Linked DNA regions of Homo sapiens: all the other regions are linked to region 3. A link is a contact called in ENCODE Hi-C or POLR2A ChIA-PET data. All regions are on one chromosome and are shown on one strand. Each heading gives the region's core, a stretch centred on a gene start or an enhancer-like site at or near the end of the contact. The rest is flanking DNA. Distances are from core to core; before and after follow the strand shown. Region 1 overlaps LOC101929727 (a long non-coding RNA gene). Region 2 has its middle 250 kb from the start of PTEN. Region 3 overlaps PTEN (phosphatase and tensin homolog).

The links. A loop is a pair of places that touch in the nucleus more often than their neighbours do. ChIA-PET counts read pairs that join two places held with the same protein, here RNA polymerase II (POLR2A). Pooled maps may share reads with other maps.
Region 1: a loop to region 3 is called in a pooled map, with 2.3 times the contacts of the local background. The contact joins two enhancer-like sites. A Hi-C loop is called at or near these places in 2 of 50 pooled maps. POLR2A ChIA-PET finds 5 or more read pairs at or near these places in 2 of 52 experiments (GM12878 and activated CD4-positive, alpha-beta T cell).
Region 2: a map with no recorded cell type shows a loop between it and region 3 (5-fold over the local background). The contact joins two enhancer-like sites. A Hi-C loop is called at or near these places in 12 of 37 single-sample maps with no recorded cell type and 3 of 50 pooled maps. POLR2A ChIA-PET finds 5 or more read pairs at or near these places in 4 of 52 experiments (AG04450, B cell, HEK293T and 1 more).

What each region holds. Positions count from the first base shown.
Region 1 is chr10:88,151,505-88,154,204 of GRCh38, reverse strand. All of the region lies in intron 1 of LOC101929727 (a long non-coding RNA gene), which reads right to left. Among named protein-coding and RNA genes, the nearest start is that of PTEN, 290 kb to the right of the region's middle. RefSeq lists an enhancer at 1,422-1,561. Within about 2 kb of position 1,309, at least 7 of the 41 ENCODE cell types and tissues checked have a DNase peak (open chromatin) inside an H3K27ac peak, as active enhancers do; they include GM12878, where a contact is called at or near this core.
Region 2 is chr10:88,115,416-88,118,215 of GRCh38, reverse strand. No RefSeq gene overlaps it. Among named protein-coding and RNA genes, the nearest start is that of PTEN, 250 kb to the right of the region's middle. Within about 2 kb of position 1,460, at least 2 of the 41 ENCODE cell types and tissues checked have a DNase peak (open chromatin) inside an H3K27ac peak, as active enhancers do.
Region 3 is chr10:87,930,546-87,933,245 of GRCh38, reverse strand. PTEN (phosphatase and tensin homolog) reads right to left here. Exons shown (of 9, transcript NM_000314.8): 4 at 2,157-2,200; 5 at 1-233. Among named protein-coding and RNA genes, the nearest start is that of PTEN, 68 kb to the right of the region's middle. Within about 2 kb of position 1,250, at least 3 of the 41 ENCODE cell types and tissues checked have a DNase peak (open chromatin) inside an H3K27ac peak, as active enhancers do; they include GM12878, where a contact is called at or near this core.

The sequences.
Region 1 (2,700 bases), core at 60-2,559, 220 kb before region 3:
TTGTTTTTGTTTGTTTGAGACAGCATCTCGCTCTGTTGCCCATGCTGGAGTGCAATGTCGCGATTATGGCTCACTGCAGTCTCAACCTCCCAGGCTCAAGCAATCTTCCTGCCTCAGCCTCCCAAGTAGCTGGAAGGACAGGTGTGTGTCACCATGCCTGGCTAATTTTTCTATTTTTTGTAGAGACAGGGTCTTGGTATGTTGCCTAGGCTAGTTTTATCAACTACTAAAAAAAAGTGTTAGACCATCTAATCTTAAAAAATTCCTCCCAGTCTCCAACAATTCAAATGCCCAAAGATGGCATCCTAAACATATACACTGAAGGAATTCAAGGAAAGAAAATAAGCACATGGGTTTGGATAGGGAAACTTTATATCATCACAGTTAAGAGTCCATTTTGATGTCACACAATTCTAAACTCAAACCTTTGAGCTAGAAATTAATACGCTTGAGGTCTTTGACCACTGGCTTAATCTCTTTGATCCTCTGTTTTCTCCTTCATAAAGTGGAAATAATAATAGTAACTATTTTATAAGATTACTACGAGGATTAAATGGAATAATTCATGTAAGGTCCTTCACACAATGCCCGGCATGAAGGATGTGCTAAATCGATGATGGTAGTGATGCTGGTGCTGATGGTAGTATTTTTAGGAAGGTCTCTGTGGAACAAGCAAGCCTTCCCAGTAAGGATTAAATTCCACTTTGAGTTGGAAGAACTGGTGAGCTATAGGAGGTGAACTACAAGGGGACTGACCAACGGGCCATAGAGAAGCAAAAGGAAGGAATGGTAAGAGGTAGGGAAGATGGAATACAGGTAAGTTAATAGATAACTTTGCTGACCAGAATGGATGTGGGAGGGAAGACTTGGTTTGACAGAAAGAAACAGTGCTTGAGGGTGGTGTCTCTAACATTTCTGGGCAGATAATGAGGGGTTAAGAGACTCAAGGCAGGGAGACCAGCCAGAAGCCCATAGTTACCTCTGGATAAATTACTGGGATCTAGACAATAGAGCAAAAAGTCAGGAAGCAAAAGCTCTGTCCTCTGGAGCTCCCCAAGGATCTTCAAGATCCTCCCTAAGAAATTCCTCTTGGTCTCCTACACACACATGTTTAGTATTTTTTCTCACCCCAATTAAAACTGGAGGAAACATGCAACCATGCCCATGTGCCTGGAAGGTATGTGAGGAGCTGAGATCACATCCTGTCTGTGAGTTCTGAGTCAGAGAATCCCGTAAGAGGATATTGAAGGTTACTAAGCAGGCCATGTCACTTTCAGTCTGGCTGTAGTCAGATCTTGTTGGATAAGAGCAGGGCCCAAGCCCTCCAGGCATGGCAAGGCCTCTGCAGTGCCATGTGGTTGCTATTACTGAGCCTAAACAATGAGCCAAGAGCTCATACAGACTGCTCATCCTGGCCTATTTCATAGGCTACACCCCAAGGCTGTCCAGAAGAACAGAGACTGCCCCAACATAACCATGGTAGGCAAATTATTTCCTAGAGACACACCAGAGGTGGAAGTGGGAGAGAACTTGACCTAATTATAGACTAAATTGACCAGAACTTTGCTCCTGGGATAACGTTATCACTGCTTGTTCCTTAGCATGCTCACTTGGGTTTGGCACGTTGTGGCTCTTCTCCACAGCTTCCTGGATGGCAAACATTGCTCTGGCCCCGTATTCTAAACGAAGAAACTGTCACATGATACACAGAGAGGTGTCTGGTGAGATGGGACTTCACTAGGACAGTTCAGCAGTACACACACACACACACACACACATACGCTGGCACATCCATCACTGGAGTGGTGGTGGGTGAAGCATGATTTCATACTTCACAATCTCAGTAATCTTCTGCGGAAAAAAAGATGTGATAGGAGATGGATGCAAGTTTTTCTAGTAGCACATGGTGGTCATGTTCCCATGGCCATAACCAGGTGGAGAAGTGAGGTGATTATGCAGGCAAAGATTGCAGTTTCTTTGAAGAACCACCCCAGGAAGATTCTCCAAGATCTCTCTCATTCTTGGCCTAAACTCAAGTGTTCAGCAAGTGATGACTGAGTTCTGGCTGTATCAACAATAGCCTCAGATGCTTTGATGGATTCTACAATGCCCTTGATAATCTGCTAAGTAGGTGAGGCCTAGGGAGAAAGAGAAGGCTTCCCAGAGACAGTGACATTTGAGTAGGATTATGGATGATGAGTAGGGTTCAAAGGCCCGAACTGAGAGAGCCCATTTCTTCAGAAGCCTCTGCTGCTGATACAGCCCAGCAAATACAGTATTCCTAATGAGTGCAGCCTACTCTTTTTAAGTCTTATCTTAGTCTCCCCTCTTCACACCTTAATGTTCCAGAAGATATCTCCTGTAGTAGAGAGGAACTGGTTATCCTTGAAGTGAGGATCTCTTTGTTATCAAATGGCTTTCCCTCTCTGTTCTTTGTTGTCCCCACTCCTCCCTAAATCACAGCCCCAGCTCTAAAACTTTAGCACTAAAATCAGCTGAAACTGAGACCTTATTTTCTAAATAGAAACTGAGGAACTATGGCCCAATTCAGCAACATACAAATGTACCTACCTCATTGGATGGTTATGAGGTTTCAGTAATTGCTTACTATATCTAAAGCACTAGAATAGAGCCTAATGTGTATAAGCATTCTGTAAATGTTTTTCTAAGAACAATAATGAGGCAAGTGCATTGATGCAC
Region 2 (2,800 bases), core at 211-2,710, 180 kb before region 3:
GTTTGTCTGGCCTTTGCAGCTGCAAACCTCTGGACCACCTCTGCATCTTCTCTTCTGTTTTTGCCCACCTACTTTCCCTCCATCACTGAGGAGGTTTTTAGTGAGCACCTATTATGGACAAAGCCTCTCTCTAGTGAAAACACAGAAGAAGACACAGTCCCCAAAACAAACAGCTTTCACTCTGGCTCAGGTTTCACTTCCTCATGACCCCTCCCCCAACCCCTTTCCTCATAACTTTCCAGAATACACATTTTCGGTACCAAGACTTTTGGCATTTAAGCTATTGAATCCAATTTTTTATCTGTTCCATGTAGGTGGGTCTCAATTTCTTAATAAGACTGTCAGGTCTTGGATATAGTGATACTGGAGAGCCTTTCTTCCTGCTCCCCACAAGACATCTGACCTTGTGATGGGTGTATAATCACTGCTTGACAATTTCTTGTTGAGCTGAATTAAATTGGTCACAACAGATTCTCTACTACAAACCATCCTATGCAACATTTTTTTTCTCTGATTCCAGTGTACATAGCAGTCATTCTGCCAAAGAAAAACTTGACTGCATATTCTTTTCATTGCAGTCTAGAAGGGCAAGAGCTGACATCAAATTGACCCACTTACATTTCTTTTTCCACTACTAGGGAGGAACCCACCTCCTTCCGTGCTCTTCCTCCTCCCCCAGACATCTCAAAGAACCTAATCACCATCTTCTGAATCCTCCCTGTCACCTTCCGCCCCCTCAGCCAAATGCACATACCACCTCAAATACTGAACCGCAACTCAGATTTTTAAAGTTCAAGAATGAAGAAGAAGAACCAATTGACTCATTTTTCCTTGATTCAAAGTGCTGTGGGTTTTCTAAAGCAGCCCCGACACCCCTTATGTGGGCCTATTTCTGCAGCCAGGGCAGACCAAGGGGCTCCTACTTCCCTAGCCAGATTGAACAATGAACCATAAATTACACAGCCTTGATGTGTGACCTTGGGCAAATAAGTCGCTTCACTGCTCTGGGCTTAGGATTCCTCAGCTACAAAGGGAGGCGCTTCTCTGTGGGCTGTCTGAGGACCCCTCCACTGGCACATTCTATGACTCTGATTTCTTTCTCACTCCTAGATTCCCTCCACAGAGCAACCTGCTCCAAGAACAACTCCAGGCCCAGTAAATCTTCCCTTGCCAACACAGCTCTACCGCTGCCAGTGCAAAAGGTGGAAAGATGATTTCTTTTCTTTGTTTTGTTTTGTTTTTAATAAGTTTCATGCTGAGAAAAGCTCATGAAAACTGCTAGTTCACCCAGGATGGAAAGACACCCCCAGTAGAAGGGCAAACAGAGCTCAGGGGCTCTTAGTTGCCCTATGGAGGCAAAGTGACTCTAAAAGCTTTGTCAGTTTGATTTCAGTGGCTCATAGGATTCTTTGAGCCATTTGCCCTCTCAAAATAGACAGTAAGTAGACAATGAGTAGGTCCTCAGAAAAGCCACTCCTAGTTTTGGTATTTTGTGGATTCTTTATTTGGATGACACACAGGGCATCAGTTCCTATTGGCCTTTTCTTGAATAACTTGCTTACAAAGGAGAAGGAAATGCTGCTTAAACCACAATTGCCTTCCATGGAGAGCAGCTCTTCATAAATAAGAAACCCTTTGAATCTGCTGCGTACCTTGATGAGTTTGGATATGCAAAATGGACCCAGAGCAAGATGTGGAAAGAAAGGCAGGGAAGAGTTGAATTGCTCCGCATAACTAAAAAGAAAAATTGGAATTTGTCAGGAGAACCCAGGAAGGATGAGGATGAGAAAAAAGAGAGAAGGCTGGAGAGAAGAACCAGCAATTTGAATGAGGCTGAGGCTCTATGTGGGGTGCAATGGCCAGTGAAAAATCTCAGGGATGGGAAGGCAGAACTTGGATGACTATTTTCATATGTGGCTGTGTGCTGTTGCAATAAGACCGTCTCCATCCTCCTCTTAAGTCTACTCTAAAATCTTCTCTGCAAACTTTCATGAATAAGTGGGGATTTTTGTTTGTGTTGGTGAACTCAGGGAAGAGGCTCAATTTCAGGTATGAGTCAACATGGATTAGAACAACAGAAAGCATAGAGCCACAAATTTAAAAAGCAGGAGTTAGAAGCCAGGAGTGATTACAAGACAGTAATCCCCAAGGAATTTGGAGAAATTGTGAGATGCTCACAGTGTATTGAGTTGGTGGTTCAAGCTTATGTTTTCTAAATACCAAATGGGAAAGAAATTTGGAATTTGTTGGAAGAATCCAGGAAGGATGAGGATGAGAAAAAGAGAGAATAATGAAGAGAAGAACCAGCAATTTGGATGAGGCTGGGGCTCTATGTGGGGTGCAATGGCCATGCACATGTGTGTGAATGCACACACACACACACACGAGTGGAAAAAAAAATCTTGAAGAAAAGGCCGAGGGAGAATATTTGACCAGCCCAGGTACAGGGGAAACCTCACTAAAAATGAGCTGCTGCTCCCTGGAATCTGAGGGCTCTTCTCTAAAGATAGAGCAGATAGAGCCTTGGGCAGATAGAGCCTTGGTTCCTGGCTAGGCAACGAAAAGGCAGCATCAAGAGAAGAGGCAGCTGCTGGCTGCAAAGGAGTGTGGATATGCAGGCCAAGCGCTGTCCACAGTGAAGGAAGTTAACCAGGAGATTGTGATCAGATGAGGTATGAATTTCTCTTGATGGTTCTGTGTTTTATATAGAATATTTGGAAATGTCTAAAAATCATAGCACCTCAAAGTTGGAAGACAGCTTCCCCCCTATAAACAGTCACTGTTAAAGCTATTAAAGAGT
Region 3 (2,700 bases), core at 1-2,500:
GTCTCTGGTCCTTACTTCCCCATAGAAATCTAGGGCCTCTTGTGCCTTTAAAAATTTGCCCCGATGTAATAAATATGCACATATCATTACACCAGTTCGTCCCTTTCCAGCTTTACAGTGAATTGCTGCAACATGATTGTCATCTTCACTTAGCCATTGGTCAAGATCTTCACAAAAGGGTTTGATAAGTTCTAGCTGTGGTGGGTTATGGTCTTCAAAAGGATATTGTGCAACTGTGGTAAAAAGATAACCTCAGAATAAGAAAAAAAAACTCTTGAATTTTTAATTAACAAGTAGGTAACTTTAGAAATGTTGCATACAAACTTAACAGGTATTTAAAAGAAACACTGGATTCCAGAGAAAAATAATGTATTGCTTAACTTTCTAATTGTTAAATAGAAAATAGTCTCTTGATAAGTCTTAAATATAATCATTAAGGAAGCCAGGTATTATTTTCCCCCATTTTATTCAGGAGGATATATTCTGGGAATTTACGCTATACGGACTGGTAGCATAGGTCACATATTAGAGGTAGAGCTAAACCCAAAATGAACTGTCACATGGACATTTCGTCAGGACTCTCAATGCAAAAGGAATAATACTATTTATAGTATTTATTTCATCATCACAAAACATATTCCAAAGACAGAATAGATTACTAATAGGATAAACTATGCAAAGAACTACATATTACATTTCATAAAATAAAAATGCTAAGTGTGTTATTTAAAGGTGGTCTTGCAAATGTTAGTGTTGTATACACATGTAATCATTAGGGAAGCCAAGTATTATTTTCCTCCATTTTCTGCAGGAGAATACATTCTGGGAATCTATGCTCAATGGACTGCAGCATAGGTCACATACCAGAGATATGTGAAGGCATACACCAAAGAAATTACTCACAAAATGTATATAATTGTTATCAAAGTTTCAGGTCTTCTCACATGAATTGTAAGAGTCCAAGACTTCTCTGTTCACTATAGTCAGAGTTGAGGTTTTTAAAAAAACTTGTTTAGAAACAGGACTATAGATATATCACTATTAATTGCTCTTAATAGTTTCTACCTTAGTTCCACTCTATTAAGATCCTTAAAAACCCTGGCTGATATTCAATGTACTAACCTGTGTCATCTAAATATGTGAGAAGTATGTCTTATATCTCCAATCAGGTGACTCATAATATGGTACAGGATATAATCAATTATCCTTTGGTGTGACAGGAGAGATCTTCTGGTAGACAATGACTATCATTATAAGGAGTCAGCAGGACAGCTTTCACTTAGTCATCTGCCTAACTTCATTTTCCCAGTGGTACACAAAAACCTCCAGGAAAATCTGTTAAATATCTGTTTAAAGCAAGATAAACCTCAACTAAAGCCTGCTTTGCTTAGTAAGCAACAGCCTAAATCCACCAAAAACAAAAACAAAAAAAACCCGTTCTTAGTAAACCTATACTAAATCTCAATCATTAGTGATTTAGAATTTTCAAACCATTTGTCTGAAAGTCCATTCTAGATTTTCAGGAGGGATCAATGGCAAATACATCAATAGTAGCTCATGGCACCCACTTTCTTTTTGACTATCACAGCAGCATCTGCCAAGCTTCTCAACTCTTCAGTTTTCTCATGGTTTAAAGTGTTAAGCCATGAGAACTGAGTTGTATTTCACAAATAAAAGTGAAAGTTTTTGTGGGCTCTGAGAATTAACTTATGTCTGAAGTAGAAACTCATTTAAAGCAGTTCCCTCCTCTCATCCATCAGACTCCTCTTATCAACATTTGTTATATCCTTTCCTACCTTTTATGTCATTCCTCAACACAGAAGAGTTAAGTAGTTCTGCTTTCTCCCTGTGATTGCTTACTATTAGACCAACTGCCTCAAATAGTAGGTAAACCCTCTCCTTATACTATTTTTAGTCTAGGAATTTTCCTAATTCTTAGTCTATGCTGCACTTTAGTCTTCCTGACAATATTAATAGCTTTATGCAATACTTTTTCCTAAAACACAACAGTAAAATTAAAATTTTTGAAATTTTTAAAGATAATTCTTAAATATGTATCTCACTCGATAATCTGGATGACTCATTATTGTTATGACAGTAAGATACAGTCTATCGGGTTTAAGTTATACAACATAGTACAGTACATTCATACCTACCTCTGCAATTAAATTTGGCGGTGTCATAATGTCTTTCAGCACAACTAAAAGAAAAGTTTAAAAGTGATATAAAGTTATCTTTTGCACTTAGGAAGAAAAAAAAGTACTAATACTAACAAACATTGCCTGAATCTTTATAATGTGACACATATTATGCTGTGTTTAACATTAATTATTTCATGTAATAACAAGAATTCTATTAAGTAGATACTGTTATCACCCCCATATTATAATAATAAAACCAAAGCTTAAAAGATTAAGTGTATGCAATTAGAGCTAATACATTTGCTTAAAAACTTGTGATGCCACTAATACAGAGTACTGTAAATTCAGGTGCTTCCATGCTTTCAAATTTCCTCTATGAAAAATCTGCATGCTATTGGAATATATTTTTAATTTTACAAGTACCTATAAACAACTGACTAGTTTCAATAGTATCTGTATCTCATAGTTAAGCATACATAATTCTCAAACTATTCTTCAAAAAGATATATGTTAAAAATAGTAAAAGCATAAGGACAGTAAAGAAAAACTGAATGTTGTT